Linked DNA regions of Homo sapiens: region 2 is linked to region 1. The links are chromatin loops, found by intact Hi-C in ENCODE. Cell type or tissue: adrenal gland. All regions are shown on one strand. Region 1 overlaps SETD4 (SET domain containing 4). Region 2 holds the start of LOC105369306 (a long non-coding RNA gene).

Region 1 (8,000 bases):
CCAGACATGCATAAACAGTTCCACCTAATTCACACAAAGGAAATCTACTCTTCAAGTCCAATTCAGTCACATCAGTACTGAGTCCCTGAAAGGCTGTAAGAATTTCAAGGCTGGAGGACTAAACACGCATAACCTCAGCTCCTGCTCCCACTAAGTAAATCCACCAAAAACAAGCAGGTCATTAGGACATCAGCATGACTGTTGAAAATTTACAGTCAACAAAAGTAGAGGCCCTGCAAAAACATGAGGAAAGGTTTACAATACTGAGCTTTTTCCAAACCAGAATTCAAAGCAGTCTGGATATTAGTGACTGCAACTACAAAAAACTTAAAGTAAATATGCACAAATTAACAGAGCTATTTGGAGAAGCAGGGTAATAAGGGATTTTTCTATTTTATTTTAAAAATGTAAATATAACTAAAATATAATTTTTGCTCAAATTAATTTATTCAACAAATGAATACTTCGCGGACATCAATATTAAATTTATCAGGATTTTGAAAACATGAAGCCAATCTCGAAGCTGGTTTTCTAGCAGCAAGACCCAGTTTTTGCTTTTCTATTTTTATTTTGAGAAATCACATTATTATTCTGCCTATAAGATGGAGTAGTAACAGCTTGGCCAAGTTTCTATCTCCAATCAAATCTATATTTAAAAATGCTTCAAATTATATATTTAATAAGGCTCTTGCCGTTTTTTCATGGCCTAGAAAACTGCTTCTCTACAGTTTCAGAAAGGGAAAAATCAGTCTTCTATGTACTTTTTTAACACTATATTTGGAATTTTCACATCTTAAGTGTAATGGCTAACTTACTATTTTAAAATAATAAAACTGGGCCAAGCACGGTAGCTCCCGCCTATAATACCAACACTCTGGGAGGTTGAGGCAGGAGGATCTCGAGCCCAGGAGTTGAAGACCAGCCTGGGCAACATAACAAGACACTGTCTCTATCATATGAAAAAACAAATATTAAAAATAGTAATAATAAAACCAGGCCAGGCACAGTGGCTCACTCCTACAATCCTAGCACTTTGGGAGGCTGAGACAGGTAGATCACTTGAGGCCAGAGTTCAAGACCAGCCTGGCCAACACGGCGAAACCCCGTCTCTACTAAAATTACAAAAGTAGCCAGGCATGGTGGTGCGTGCCTGTAATCCCAGCTACTCCAGAGGCTAAGGCACAAGAATCACCTGAACCTGGGAGGCGGAGGTTCCAACGAGCCAAGATTACACCACTGCACTCCAGCCTGAGCAACAGAGTGCGACTCTGACTCAAAAATAATAAAATCAATGATGATGGCTAGGTTAATAGATCACAAAAGAACATACATGAAATCAAATCTCACCATGGCAACAACCTCCAGAAACAAGGACTATAGGTAGATTTATCTCTGTGATTAACACAGTGTCTTACCCACAGTAGGTGCTTAATAAATATTTTTTATTCATTGCTCTCTAATCCTATTTTCTTTAGTGCCAGTGACAACGTCTCAGTATAAACATTTCCATCCTTTAATACTGTATTTATTTCCTTAGCAGTTTTCCTTTTCTTCCATTCTATCTTCTGACCCAATGCAATGAAAACTTCTCAAAATATCAGTCAAAACTTCGTTGTTTTTACTTCAACACTGAAATTACAGCCAGTAAGAGTAAGGCTAGGCCTACCTAGAAGAAAATTAGTGATATGTATGTCAGTCTTAAGGTTTTGATATTTTTATTAAAACTGAAAATACACATCTCCAAATGGGGAAAAAAATTATATAGTGTTAATGTTAAGAACAAAGTTGATTCCAACCTCTTGAGACATAAACACAAGCATGAGGATTATGGACAGAAACAAATCCGTATTCCAGGAACAGCCGTTGATTATCGTGAGGGCCGTAACAGATGAATACCTCTTCATGCTTTCTCCAACGTGAAGTCGTTCTAATTTCGTAAGAATGAGTTTCTTCATTAAACGCTGCTTTTACCTAGAAAGAAAAACTGTTAAGGTATTTTTTAAAGTAAGGTGTAAAACTCCAAAGCTGATTAAGTTATTACATAATATTAATGTGAGTCAGGTGCAGCTTTCAAACACCCATCAATAAATGTAACTACGCATAGGGAAAATGCCACTTCCGGTTTCATCCACCTCGACTTCACCCCATTGATGACGGAGGGAGTCCTGCCCTAGGGCTCTGGGGGTGGCCACACCACGACACCCGACACAGCACAGATGAGATCATCAGCAGTTTATTGGTCACGTCCACTCACAGCCCAGGGAAGGAGGACATGGTGGTGCCAATAAACTTTATCTGTAAAAAGCTAGAGAGTAAATACGTTCAGCTTTGCCAGCACTATGTGGTCTCTGTCACAAGTTGTTGTATTTTCACAATCCTTTCAAAGTGTAAAAACCATTCTTAGCTCAGGGCTCTTGGGCCACACGCCCACAGGCTGTAGTTCGTGCTGTGGTCTTCCTACAGTAAACTATAAACTCATTGGTTTGGCACATAAATGCACCAAAAGTCCCAATAAAAATAAATCACTGCTGACGGAGTCCCCATGTCTAGCATCCTATCACACTACACACTCCTGATATTATTTCGTCAACATCAACCACAGAAACACTCACCTAATCCCAGGCTCCTTTGCTCCCGATTATTAAAGATACTTCTTTCTACAAAAGTAACAAGCAGACAGCCCTTGTTCCTGGGCTAAGAAAGCAGAGCGGGAACCTCCCTAAGCTCTGATCTCACGTAGAGAGCACGAAAGCTTAGCACGTGGGCTCACAAGGCATGGCTGCTCTTCTCCAGTGGAATGTCAGATGAAGGCGACGGCCAGGACACAGATCCCAGCCATGTCCCTCCACAACACACCCCAAAGTGGTTACAGGTGAGCCAACTGATGGACTCTCTTCCGCTCTCCAAGCCAGGCCTCTACCCCTGCATGCCCTGCAAATACACTCATTTCCTAAATGAGCCACCTGGGGAAAGCGCTGGGGAGGAGGCGATCTGTGACCACCTCCCAAATCAGGTTTCTTTCATTATTTCCCAGAACCCTTTCCCCACAAATACCCATCCATTCAATAAACATTTACTGAACACCTACTATGTGCCAGGCCCTGCCATGAGCACTGAGGTGACAAAGAGGAACAAGACAAAGACCCCATTCTCAAAGATTTCAGAGCTCAGTGGGAAAAAGAGCAAGTCAGTCAGCGATCAGAGCGAAGAGAAATGCTGTGACAGCTACAACACCAGTTTAAAAGGGACGGGGCAGGAAAGCAAGCTAAGCTTCAGTCCCGGAAGGAGGAACGAGGGAGAAGGAAGGAAGGCTCCGCACCACAGGCTGCTGGGAAAGACCGGACAGAGGATGCAGCACGAGGCTCTGTAGGCCTGAAGAGCAGAGTGAAGAAAAGGGGCCAAGGCAAGCACTGCGGGAGGGATAGTGGGGTCTAGAAGAACAACAGGAGCCTCCTGACGTCAGGCCAACCTGACAGGGTCACCTGAAGCCGCCGACACCTCTCCCTGTGGTGCCACCCACATCTACAGCCACAGGTTCTGGGCAGCGGAAGCCTTCCTATCCAAATAGAATAGCTGCTCCCTTGTCAGCTTCTCACCTGGACATGTGGGCTATGATTCAGCAGGTCCAGGTACGGAGCGAGTGCACAGGTGTCCGGCTCTGCAGAAAGGCATTCCCGCTGCCTGGGCCTCAGGTACACGGCTCTGGTGTTGACGGTGCACCAAGCCCACAGCAGGGCACTGTAGCTGAAGATGCTGTCAACAGCCTCCGCAAACAGAGGCTGCAGAGAAGAGAAAAAGTCTCTGGAGGAAGCAAAGAACTCCTGCACGTGGGCTCTCTGCTCTTCAGCCTTTGCTTTTAAAGATTTGGGAAGAAGGTTCACCACTTCCGGCTCCAAACAAACAGGGCAGGTATACGCCTTGGGTAAAATCTCCAGGTAAGGCTTCCAAAGAGATCGGTGCCCAGCATGCTTTTCTGAAACTAAAAAGGTGCACAGCGCCAGCAGAGGAGATGGAGGAGGCTTCCACCTTTGAAAATTAAAAGCCAGTTTAAAGGAATTACTTTGATTCAAAATACGAAATAAGCCAAGCAGTTTGTTTTGCTGCCAGAAGGAGTGTGTTCAAACTGTCAACACACTCAGTTTACTTAACAGACTCAAGAGTTCCTTCCTTCCTTCCTTAAGGCTCTTCCTCTCCAGGGGAGCACAGCCCCAGTGCTAGTGCTCTGAAAGAGCCATACTTACATGTCAGAAAAACTGACTCACTAAGCCAAGTTCCAGGTTTGTTTGCAAGAGATTCCTCTTTGCAAAAAAACCTCTTTGCTTCCAACTTGGTTCTCCAGTTGTAAACCTTTTGACCTAAGTCCATTTGTCTCACCTATGTAAAGATATAAAATATGGTGGGGAAAAAATGGTGGAAAGAACTGAGACCTGCACCATCCGATATAGTAATCACTGGGTACACAGAGCTATTTAAATTTAACCTTTAATTATTTAGAATTGAATATTTAAAATTCAATCCCTTGGTAAGATAAGCTATGTTTTAATTGCACAATAGCCATTCAGAGCTAGTGGCCACCATACTGGACAATGCATAAAAAACATCTGTCATTGCTAAAAGCTCTATTGGAGGGCACCAACCTAAACCAAAACTGAATATGCTCATATACAGTTGTTGCAGTTCTAAAGCTTTTATTCCTAAGTTTACCTGCTCTATTACAAATTATGTATCACAGTATTTTTACTTGCACAATTGCCGATAAAAAGATCTCATGTTGCCTGAATGTATTTAGAAAGTTTTCATCAATCCTTCGACATCCAGATTCCTATACTGCCATACATTCTACTCAAAATTTCAGAATGATTCAGAAAATGTTAACAATGACAGCATCATTGTCTCTACACAGGCCTAAAAGACCTATTCACTCTCTTCCAAAAACATGCCAGGGGGAAAAAAGACCAGCACTTACCTAATGGTTAAGAGACAGTATACGCCAGGCACAGTGGCCGTTTGCCTATATCCCAGCACTTTGGGAAGCCAAAGTGGGTGGATCACTTGAGGCCAGGAGTTTGAGACCAGCCTGACCAACATGGAGAAACCCCATCTCTACTAAAAATACAAAATTAGCAGGGCATGGTGGCGCACACCTGTAATCCCAGCTATTTGGGAGGCTGAGGCATGAGAACTGCTTGAACCCGGAAGGTGGAGGTTGCAGGGAGCCAAGATCACGCCACTGCACTTCAGCCTAGGCAACACAGCAAGACCTTGTCTCAAAAAAGAAAGAAAAAAACGGTATACTCTTTCAACCCTTGTATTTAGAAATCCCTTCCACTGCGGGTCGCTCTCACTCTGTCCTCAAAGATGCCCCAAAACAAAGGCCCAGCAGAACGTGTGCCAGAAAACAGTTCTTCCCCATCAGCCTCCTCTCTTCTATACCTAAATAAAACTAATTCTTTCACAAAATTAACAGCTCTTCAAAGTTCAAGGAAAACTGAAGTACAATAACGGTAGAAATAAGAGAGAGTAACTTACATTTGTCAAGAGCTACTATGATGGAAGAGAAGAGGCTACTATGAGCCAAGGCACTCAGCTGTGATTTACATATATTATCCCATTTAATTTTTATTTCTTAGTCAGTGATGGATCGGGATATCATACCCACACTCCAGGAAGCCTATTAAAAACCTTAGAAATGCCATTTACAGTGAATTAAGAACAAACTTTCTGGCCGGGCACGGTGGCTCACACCTGTAATCCCAGCACTTTGGGAGGCTGAGGCGAGTGGATCACAAGGTCAGGAGCTCAAGACGAGCCTGGCCAAAATGGTGAAACCCTGTCTCTACTAAAAATACAAAAAAAAAAAAAAAAAAAAAATTAGCTGGGCGTGGTGGCAGGCACCTGTAATCCCAGCTACTTGGGAGGCTGAGGCACGAGAATCACTTGAACCTGGGAGGCAGTGGTTGCAATAAGCCAAGATCACGACATTGCACTCCAGCCTGGCAACAGGTGAGACTCCATCTCAAGCAAGAGAGAGAGAAAGAGAGAGAGAGAGACAAGGAAGGAAGGAAGGAAGAGAGGGAGGGAGGGAGGGAAGGAGGGAAGGAGGGAGGGAGGGAGGGAGGAAGGCAGGCAGGCAGGCAGGCAGGAAGGCAGGGAGGGAGGGCAAACTTTCTAGAATGGAGTAAACTTTTCACATCATTCAGGTTATTTATCAGCTCTACAAGGGACTGGGTTCTAATGAATTGTGTCTCAAGTGACATATTTGCCATTGACAGACCTTAAGGAGAAGCACTTGCACCAGGTAAGCAAGTGTGTGGTCACTTACTTAGTAATGTATGCCCCTAAGTAGCTTCGAATCACTGTGTCCGTGGTGAGCAGGCAACTCTCAGGCAACGAAATAATCATCTGTCCCTCCTGGCCAAAAGGAAAGTAAAGTTGAGGACGCCTATGCTTTGGGAAGGACCCATGAGTATGAGTCTTACAAAGTCGTTGATCCCACAATCACCTACCAGTAACCCACTGTAACTCAACCAAAAGCCACCAATGAGCCTACCAATGGAGTCGCTCCCAACTCTGCGAGTCAGCAGATGCACACGAGGCTGCTCCAAGGCGAGGCCCCACAGCCCCAACAAAAATGAAAGGTCAATTATGTGACTGACACCCACAAGCAGTCAACCCTTCACCAGAATGAGTGGTGGAAACATGCTGACAATTCAAATTATACTGTTTCTTCACTTTTTTTTTTTTTTTTTGAGATGGAGTTTTGCTCTTGTCTCCCAGGCTAGAGTGCAATGGCGTGATCTCAGCTCACTGCAACCTCCACCTCCCAGGTTCAAGCGATTCTCCTGCCTCAGCCTCCCAAGCAGCTGGGATTACAGGCACCCATCACCATGATGGTGCCTAATTTTTGTATTTTTAGTAGAGACAGGGTTTCACCTATTTCTTCACTTTCTTATGCCAGGAAATAGTGCTACCAATAGTAAACAGACAGAAACTACCCCCAAAAAATTGTATCCAGTGAAATCCAAGTGGCCAGGTGATGGTCTGCTCTCTACATAACCCACGCTTATGAGCTAAAGAAAGGCCAGCATGCCCAACACAGTAAGCGTCGAACTCTACCACTTGCAAGAGTATCGTTTTCAGTGTCTCCCACGGAGATAGAACCATGGAAAGAAAAATTAGATGTAAAGTAATAGAAAACAGTTTAAATAAACACTGCATGAAGAAGCCAGATGTAAGACTCTCCTTTAATTCTAACTGGCATCTAAGTTGGTTAAAAATCTCAGCCAAGGCCAGGCGCGGTGGCTCATGCCTGTCATCCCAGCACTTTGGGAGGCTGAGGCAGGTGGATCGCTTGAGGTCAGGAGTTCAAGACCAGCCTGACCAACATGATGAAACCACATCTCTACTAAAAATACAAAAATTAGCTGGCCATGGTGGTGCACACCTGTCATCCCAGCTACTCGGGAGGCTGAGGCAGGAGAATCACTTGAACTCGAGAGGCAGAGGTGGCAGTGAGCCGAGATTGCGCCACTGTACTCTAGCCTGGGCGACAGAACGTGACTCCGTCTCAAAAAAGAAAAAAAAAATCTCAGCCAAAAAATCTTCCGGGATCAATTTCTGGTTTCCTCATCTGTAAAGCAAGATTAAGCTGGATGATCACTATGGTCACTTCCCATTCCAACATCCTATGATCTTTTGGTTTGAAAATATTTGGGTAAATCTCTTTATCATCAAAATGCAAACTGTACACTTCACTGTGCATTTCACTATATGTAAAATATGTCTCAATTTTCAAAAACTTTTGATAAAACAACCATATTTGAATGTACATGTGAAACAACTGCCAATTATTTCATGACCTAAACAAAAACTACCTGTAGTTACTGCTGCATACATGACATTTCTCATCCCCAAATTCTGCTACAGAATAAAGTCAATTACACCTTCCTCCAAAAACAAAAATATTGTACAACAATATGAATGTACTTAATACTACTGAA
Region 2 (8,000 bases), 60 kb after region 1:
ACTGCCCGCTTTTCAGATAGGTAAGGCTTGGGACACATGGACCTAGATGCTGAAACGTCAGACTTTATCTGCACTTCTGTCTGAGTCCTAGGATCCACATCTGGTACATAATTAAAATAGATTACTAACCAGGTTTTTCACCAAAAATAAAAGTTGCTAAAAGTTCAACAGTGAACATTAACTAAACTTAAAAGTGTATTATATGATCTTTTCATAAATTGAGCATTGAAATAAAAGCACAGCAAAGAGGTCTTACGACACTAATCTGTCCTTTAGTAAAAGGGTTATGAAAGGTTTGTAAAGATTTCACCTCATGGTCAAATTGGTTAAGGTTAGATGGAATGATCTATAAGGTTTAATTTAAACAAATTGGGGTTAATATTAATAAACTAATGCAAGGGTAAAATTTGGGTTTGAACAGGATTTTCATGTCATAGTAAAGGCCAACGAACAGTTTTTGCCTTTTAAGTCACCATTTTGGCAAAAGAAATAATGTATGGCAATCTGGAATTCCATTTCATAACATCAAGTGTTTTAAACCTTGAACATTTAACAGGCATCCTAAAATCAGACTTCAAGTTTCAAAATTGTCGTTCCTGATGCCTGGCTTTTTGATGGTTCAGAGGGCCCCTGAAACATTCAGAAAAGAGATAAACAGGATTATCTGACATATTTAATCACATGAGATTGCCAAAATGATGTCCAATCTTAAGTTATACTTTGCTAAATAATACTAATATATTCTGGCCGGGCACAGTGGCTCAAGCCTATAATCCTAGTGCTTTGGGAGGCTGAGGCAGGTGGATCACCTGAGGTCAGGAGTTCAAGACCAGCCTGGCCAACATGGTGAAACTCCATCTCAACTAAAAATACAAAAAAATTAGCCAGGTGTGGTGGCAGGTGCCTGTAATCCCAGCTACTTTGGGAGGCTGAGGCAGGAAAATCACTTGAACCCAGAAGGCAGAGTTTGCAATGAGCCAAGATCATGCCACTGCACTCCAGCCTGAGCAACAAGAGCAAAACTCCATTTCATAAAAATAATTTTAAAAAATACTATTATATGTTCCAAAATTACATATGATTTCTAAAATTCTGATGTCTAAGTATATGCTATCAATCATAATTAAGGGTAAAGTTATTGTAAACCACTGAAATGAATAAATTTGTTAATCATGTTGTTAACTATAAATATCCTGGAAATCTTGTCATTCACAGACAATTGTTATCTTGCTTTGTTCCTTCTCAAAAGATGGTTTATAATCAAGCTATATTAAAGAATTTAACAGGCATTCTCAAATACAGGTTTTTAGTAGCTTTGAAGATTGTAACATTGGAATAGAGAATGTATGGGACTCATAATGAGCTTACATGTTCACAAATATCAAGCAAAACAAGATTTAACTAGACGGACAGCACTCAGAAGGTTAAAGCAACTTTTTGACTCTTGCTTGGAATATTGCTGATCCTTGTTTTATTTTTCAGAGTGAAGGAAACTTACTTTGAACTATTTATGGCCTTTAATAATTGAGTAAGGTATACTACTGTAAACAAAATTTGGAGTGTGTTTGTTTTTCTCTGCCTGGTTCCTCTAGAATTTGGAAACTATCTGTGAGTACTCTTAACTTATGGCAATATTTGCATCAGTGCAATAAGAATCCATTTTTCTTTGTCAACAGGACACAATTGAAAAAACTGGTTATTTTACCAAGGCTTTGACTGAAAGGGTGTGTTTCCCTTTAAGGAATGAAGCTTGACATGCAGACCCAATAAAAGCCCCTTAAGGAGAACTGGCCTCATACCTTGTCTACACAGTTCCTGCACAAGGTTCCTAAATTGTGGTCAGTAAAGAATGTCATTTTCTAACAGGTCCAGCAGCTCCAAGTTTATCTTAGACCCTCAAGAGGAGAGGATTACCCAACTCACAGGTATTTGAGGATACAAACCCATGGCTGGGCTCAGCTTTAAAGATCTTATCTGAAATTCCTTGTGGAACAGAGTTTCATCAAAGCCAATCCAAAGGCCTACATAGAAACAACCATTCTTGCTGCACTTTATGCAAATAATCAGGCCAAGTATAAGACTAAAGTTTATTCTACGAACAACCCACACAGTCCTATCATAATTTGTTTTTACCAAAAATGAGGACTGGAGAGAGAAATTGTTCTCCAAAGCTTATCATACATTTGTCATTAAATCCTAGTCTCATTAATTGTTTTTAAGCTTTTCGCCTACATTTTAGACTAACCCTGCTTATTCCTGTGAATCAAGTGGTGATCTCCTGCAGCTTGGAAGAATCAAAGGGGGATGGTTAACATAAAAACCTGGATCAATATGCTAGTTCTGGACAATTCTCCTGCAAATTCTGCCAGGTAATGAAAGTGAGTAGGGTGCCCATAACCCAGAGGTTTCTTTGTTTGGGAAAATAAAACCAAGGAACTTCATAGACCTCCCCAAAAGGAAATTCTATATCTTAGGTTAACACCTCTAGTAAAGTAGAGGAAAATTGTTAGATATGAGTTCTAAATTTCTCTTCAAAGAATCAATATGTCAGTATGTTCAATTCTTTGCCTTCTACTTATAAACTTAACTTCCTCATAAAGCAACCTTTTTCCATTACCTGCTCCACCCGGACTCATTCTGATTACCTGCTTCTCCCTGACTCATTCTCCACCCTGACTCATTCCGATTTCTCACTCTGCCATAACCATTTTTCCTGCCAAACCGCTCACCCCGTCACTCTCTTTAAATTAGCCAATTGGAATTAGTTTAGTTTGTGCGATCTAACCCTAGCCAATAGGGAAATGACACAGCATCAGGGGCCACGTGCATCAGGGATAAGGACCCCTTCCCCTCCTTTGTCCAAGTGTGCGCTCACCATCGCTCCATCTGTCAGGGCGCACCCTTTTATAGAAGAACATGGCCTTGCAGAGAATTAAAAAGAAAATTTTATATTTGAGTGCTATTTCTTTTGCGGCACCGAAACTTTATAACAATTTCAGGGCTCACCCTTGATTACATTTCCCCCAGGGGCGGTCTCCGGTTCTCTCTCCTGAGGAGGCGCACCCCGCCCCCTTGTGGTGGCCTCAGGGGTGAGAAATCAGGACCACCCAGTGCGAGGAATAACCGGAGCTCTCTGCAACGCTGAAAGAAACTGGCCAGCAACCTAGCTTAAAGGATCCTCACATCTGCGGCGATGACTCTGTGCACAGACCAAGGAAGGAGAAGCCGCCGGAGCCAGTAAAGTACTCCCTTGGTGGTCAAATTCCGGAGGGCTAAATGTGTGTGTGCATGAATGATCACAAATAACCCTACCTGCGGTGTTGTTCATGTGGATGGTGACAAGACCTACTGCTGGACAGAGTGAGTGGGACCTCTCCGCAGTTCCGTAGCTACCTCATATGGCTTAGGGCGGATCCTGCCGTGGGATTTATACTGGCACACCGACACTAAGAGGGGCCTAATTCTCCCTTGGGGGAGCAGCCAGAGAGGGCAACACAAGTGGGAAGTGTGCAAGGGACCTTGAGAGGGGGAAAGGGAGGAAACAGGTCAACCTCCCAGAGCAGCAAGGTAAGACATCCCTGATTTAAGGGATTGAGCCTTCCAGGGCAGGCAAAGCGAGACACCCCTGGTTTGAGGGGTTGAGTCTTCTGCAAGTTTCATGAACCTCACACAAACCTCCAGTAGCAAGAAAAATATTCAGGACTCCCCTTGCCTTTCTTCTCAGGGGAAGAAAGAGTAACTCCACTCCTGCCGGTCCCTCCCCTAGGGAAAGGGGAAGGAGAGGGGAGAACAGCGGCATAAGCGGCTGGCAGAGGCAGAGAAAGAGAGAGTCAAAGAGAGAGACAGAGAGAGAGAGAGAGAAAGAGAGGCAGAGAGAGAGAGAAAGAGAGGCAGAGAGAGAGAGAAAGAGGCAGAGAGAGAGAGAGAGAAAGAGACAGAGAGACAAAAAGGGAGTCAAAGAGAGAGAAATTGAGAGACAGAGTCAGAGAGAGAGAGAGAAGTAGTAAAGAGAAAACAGTGTAACCTATTCCTTTAAAAGCCAGGGTAAATTTAAAACCTGTAATTAATGATTGAAGGTCTTCTCCATGACCCTATAACACTCCAATACCACCTTGTTGCCAGTGTTAACAAGGGCATAGCCCAAAAGCACTGAGGCCACTGACAACCCGTAGCCTTCCTATCAAAAATCCTTAACCCAGTAACCCACGGATGGCCCATATGCATTCAATCTGTAGTGGCAACTGCTTTGCTAACAGAAGAAAGTAGAAAAATAACTTTTAAAGGAAACCTCATTGTGAGCACACCTCACCAGTTCAGAACTACCTAAGTCAAAAAAGCATAAAGGTAGCTTACTAACTCAAAAATCTTAAAGTTTTGAGATTTTAGTAAGTTAGTAAGTTTTGTGATTTTTGGGGCTATTCTATTAGAAAAAGATGATTTAACACTAGCCACTGAAAATTCCCTTAACCCAGCAGGTTTCCTAACAGGGGATCTAAATCTTAATTACCATAGAAAGTTCAGATCACACCTAGGAGGAACTCCCTTCAGGACAGGATGATAGATGGTTCCTCCCAGGTGACTGAGGGAAAAAGACACGATGGATATTCAGTAAGTGATAAGGAAACTCTTGTAGAAGCAGAGTTAGGAAAATTGCCCAGTAGTTGGTCTGCTCAAACGTGGGAGCTGTTTGCACTCAGCCAAGCCTTAAAGTACTTACAGAATCAGGAAGGAGCCATCTATACAAATTCTAAGTTAACAGGGACTGAACGAGGTCTTATTAATAGCAAAGAATAATTGAAATCCCAAACATACAAGGTTTTCAACAAAAGCAAAGTTTGCTAAAAGTTAACAGTGTAACATGTATTATCCTAACTTCTAATCTTGTGGCCTTAGACACAGACATGAAGTTCACTTGGGAAAAGAATGGTTATCATATTTGAGAAAAAAAAGGGGGGGGGGTAGAATTTATGTAAAAAGGAATGTTATGGTAAATTCTTAAAGTAAATTAACTGGTTGTTTAAAGAAAGGGATGTTGGCAACAAGTTAGAAAGTTGAGGCATGTTGAAGAATTGTCTGTGAAAGTCGTGAAAAAATGTTATAAAAGGGAATTTATGCAAGAAATGTATAATTTAAAAGTAATTAGGCCTCCTGAATGTAAAACTATTGAAGAAAGAGTTTGTGTGCAAGGTATGTAAGGAAAGTAGAATATACTTTTGGTAAAAGGATTACAAGGAGGCATAAGAATGTGGATTTTTACCTACATTAAAAGGTTAAAAAAATACATTTTGTTTTAAAGGTTTAAGCAAGTTTTGAAATGTTAATTGTAAAGGAAATTCTGTGTGTAATCATACTGGCTGAAGTTAAAGGGGTATCATCCAGTTTTTCTGTGAACTGGACATTAAAATAAAAGCACAACAGGTTTTTCTTAAAGCACTAACCTGCTCTTTAACAAAAATTATAAAAAGGTTAAAAAGAGTCTGTAAAAATCTTACATTATGATCAGACATTAAAAATTGGATAAATATGTCTACAAGGTTTTACTAAAATTAAGTTTAACATTAATAACACACTAATATAAAGATGAAATTTAGCTTATCTGGTATAAAAATCATACAGGAAGCATTGTCAAATACAAAATGGTGTTTGGCCTTCTTTGGTCTAAAAACTAATAAAAATAGGTGCCAAAGAAAATTTCTCAACAAGAAAGCATGAAGGACTATAAAGTCCACTGTTGATATCCCCACGTTTAAAACAAAAGATCAATTTCTTAGAAATTATATACTCGGTTTATCCTCCACCTTCTCTTCCCTTAAAACAGAGGTCTTTTAGCACAGGTGCTGCCTTTGGACTTTCCAGTGCCTCAGCATCAGCCTGGGGATCACGTTCTCATCAAAGAGGGGAAAGAAGGGAAACTCGAGCCAGCCCGGGAAGGACCCTACCTTGTGCTGCTAACCACTGAGACTGCTGTTCGTAAGGTTGGAAAGAGATGGACACATCACACATGAGTCAAGCAAGCACCATTATCCTCAGAATCATGGGCCATTGTTCCTGGATCAAGCCCTACCAAATTAAAGCTAAGGAAAGCTTAGTCTATCTATCTTTTCCTTTCCCTTCCTTACCCAGTGCTTATATCCATTACTATTCCTACCACTAGCAACTCTAACCCCACTTTAGAACGCTTCTGTGGTTTAGGAGCAGAGGTCACTGGAAAGGATCCTATGGGCTTCTTTAAGGTGGGCTTTGTTCTCCCTCCTCCACCTCCTATGGCTGCCCCTTTCCCAAACCTACAAAATCAAACTATGACTCACCTCATGCCAAATGACAAAAGCAAGGTCCCGGTAGTAGAAATAGGAGACCTAAGGCAAACCATAGCCATTAAAACAGGGTATAAAAATGTAAATGCCTGGTTAAAATTGATTAAATATTCTGTCCACACGTTAAACAAAGGCAATTTTTATGCTTGTGCACATGACAGGCCAGAAGCCCAGATTGTCCCCTTTCCACTAGGGTGGCCCTCTAGTTGACTGGGCATGGCCTGCATGGCAGATCTTTCCCAGGATTATTCAGCCTGGGGTAACAAGTCGTGCCAAGCTCTCTCTCTGCTACATCCCGAAGTTCAACACCCTGCGGGTCAGCCCCCAAGGGCCATCCAGCTTCCATCTCCCAACACTAAGTTCACTTCGTGTCTCTCAGGACCGGGAGGAAACTTAGCGTTCCTTGGAGTCCTGAAGGGATGCAGTGAGATTAAGAAATTTCAAGAGCTTACCAATTAGCCCTTACTCATCCCTGAGCAGATGTGTAGTGGTATTATGATGGACCTTTACTGGACACTCTGCCGAGTAACTGAAGTGGCACTTGCTTTAGTCCAGTTGGCTATCCCTTTCACGCTGGCATTTCATCAACCAGAGAAAGGAAAAATAAGATATCATAAAGCAAAAGAAGCCCCTTATGGGTCTTTTGACTCTCACATCTATTTAGACATAATTACAGTCCCACAGGGAATACCAGATCAATTTAAAGCCTGAAATCAAATAGCTGCAGGATTTGAGTCAATATTTTGGTGGGTGACAATAAAATGTAAATTGGATAAACTACATCTATTACAACCAACAGCCATCCATTAACTACACTAGAGATGCTGTTAAAGGAATAGCTGAGCAATTAGGGGCTACTAGCCAGATGGCTTGGGAAAAATAGGATAGCCTTAGACATGATATTAGCAGAAAAAGGAAGAATTTGCATCATAATTAAAAATCAATGTTGTAACTTCATCCCAAACAACACCGCCCCTAATGGAAGTATAACAAAGGCATTGCAAGGTCTGACTGCTCTATCCTGAGTTAGCCAATAACTCGGGGGTAAATGACCCCTTTACAGGATGGCTGGAAAAGTGGTTCAGTAAATGGAAAAGAATAGTAGCCCCAATTCTTACTTCCATCGCAGCCATCATAGGTGTGCTTATTCTTGTCGGGTGTTGTGTCACACTAAGGAAGGAGACCGCTACAACTCCTGCTGCCCTCCTCCCACCACCTTGCCTAGTTCACAAGACAGGAGGAAAGAGAGAAAGCAAAAAGCTGGAAAGAAGCAAAAGTAAGATAAATAGCCAGACAACCTTGGCACCACCACCTGGCCCTAGGAGTTAAAAAGGTAATAATAATAACATCAACCCCAGACCTAAACTACTTGTGTTATCTGTAAATTCCAGACATTGTATGAAAAAGCATTGCAAAACTTTCTGTTCTGTTAGCTGATGCATGTAGCCTCCAGTCACGTTCCCCACGCTTGCTGGATTTATCACGACCTTTTCATGTGGACCCCTTTAGAGTTGTAAGCCTTTAAAAAGGCCAAGAATTCAGTTTGCAGGGAGCTCAGCTCTTAAGATGCAAGTCTGCCGATGCTCTCAGCCAAGTAAACCTCTTCCTTCTTTAATCCAGTGTCTGAGGAGTTTTGTCTGCGTTGGTGCAGAGGTTTATAAAAACGGCACTTACTAAAACCTCCCT

The links. Peaks named below come from ENCODE experiments on the same cell type or tissue, not always from the same donor. Only the 100,000 strongest peaks of a DNase experiment are listed, where the experiment ranks them.
Region 2: it touches region 1 in a loop (2.2-fold over the local background); 18 of 110 quality-filtered maps call a loop at or near these places.

Annotation. Positions count from the first base shown.
Region 1 is chr21:36,041,986-36,049,985 of GRCh38, forward strand. It overlaps SETD4 (SET domain containing 4), which reads right to left. Exons shown (of 12, transcript NM_017438.5): 5 at 6,323-6,411; 6 at 3,597-4,026; 7 at 1,797-1,971. Among named protein-coding and RNA genes, the nearest start is that of SETD4, 15 kb to the right of the region's middle. In adrenal gland, no CTCF peak of the experiment used is centred here; no DNase peak of the experiment used is centred here.
Region 2 is chr21:36,101,764-36,109,763 of GRCh38, forward strand. All of the region lies in intron 1 of CBR1-AS1 (CBR1 antisense RNA 1), which reads right to left. It overlaps LOC105369306 (a long non-coding RNA gene), which reads left to right and starts at 3,118. Exons shown (of 2, transcript NR_147887.1): 1 at 3,118-3,360; 2 at 5,835-7,927. RefSeq lists an enhancer at 2,974-3,475 and a silencer at 4,494-4,694. In adrenal gland, a CTCF peak has its summit at 3,071 (motif pointing left); a DNase peak (open chromatin) is centred at 3,078; H3K4me3 peaks cover 662 bases.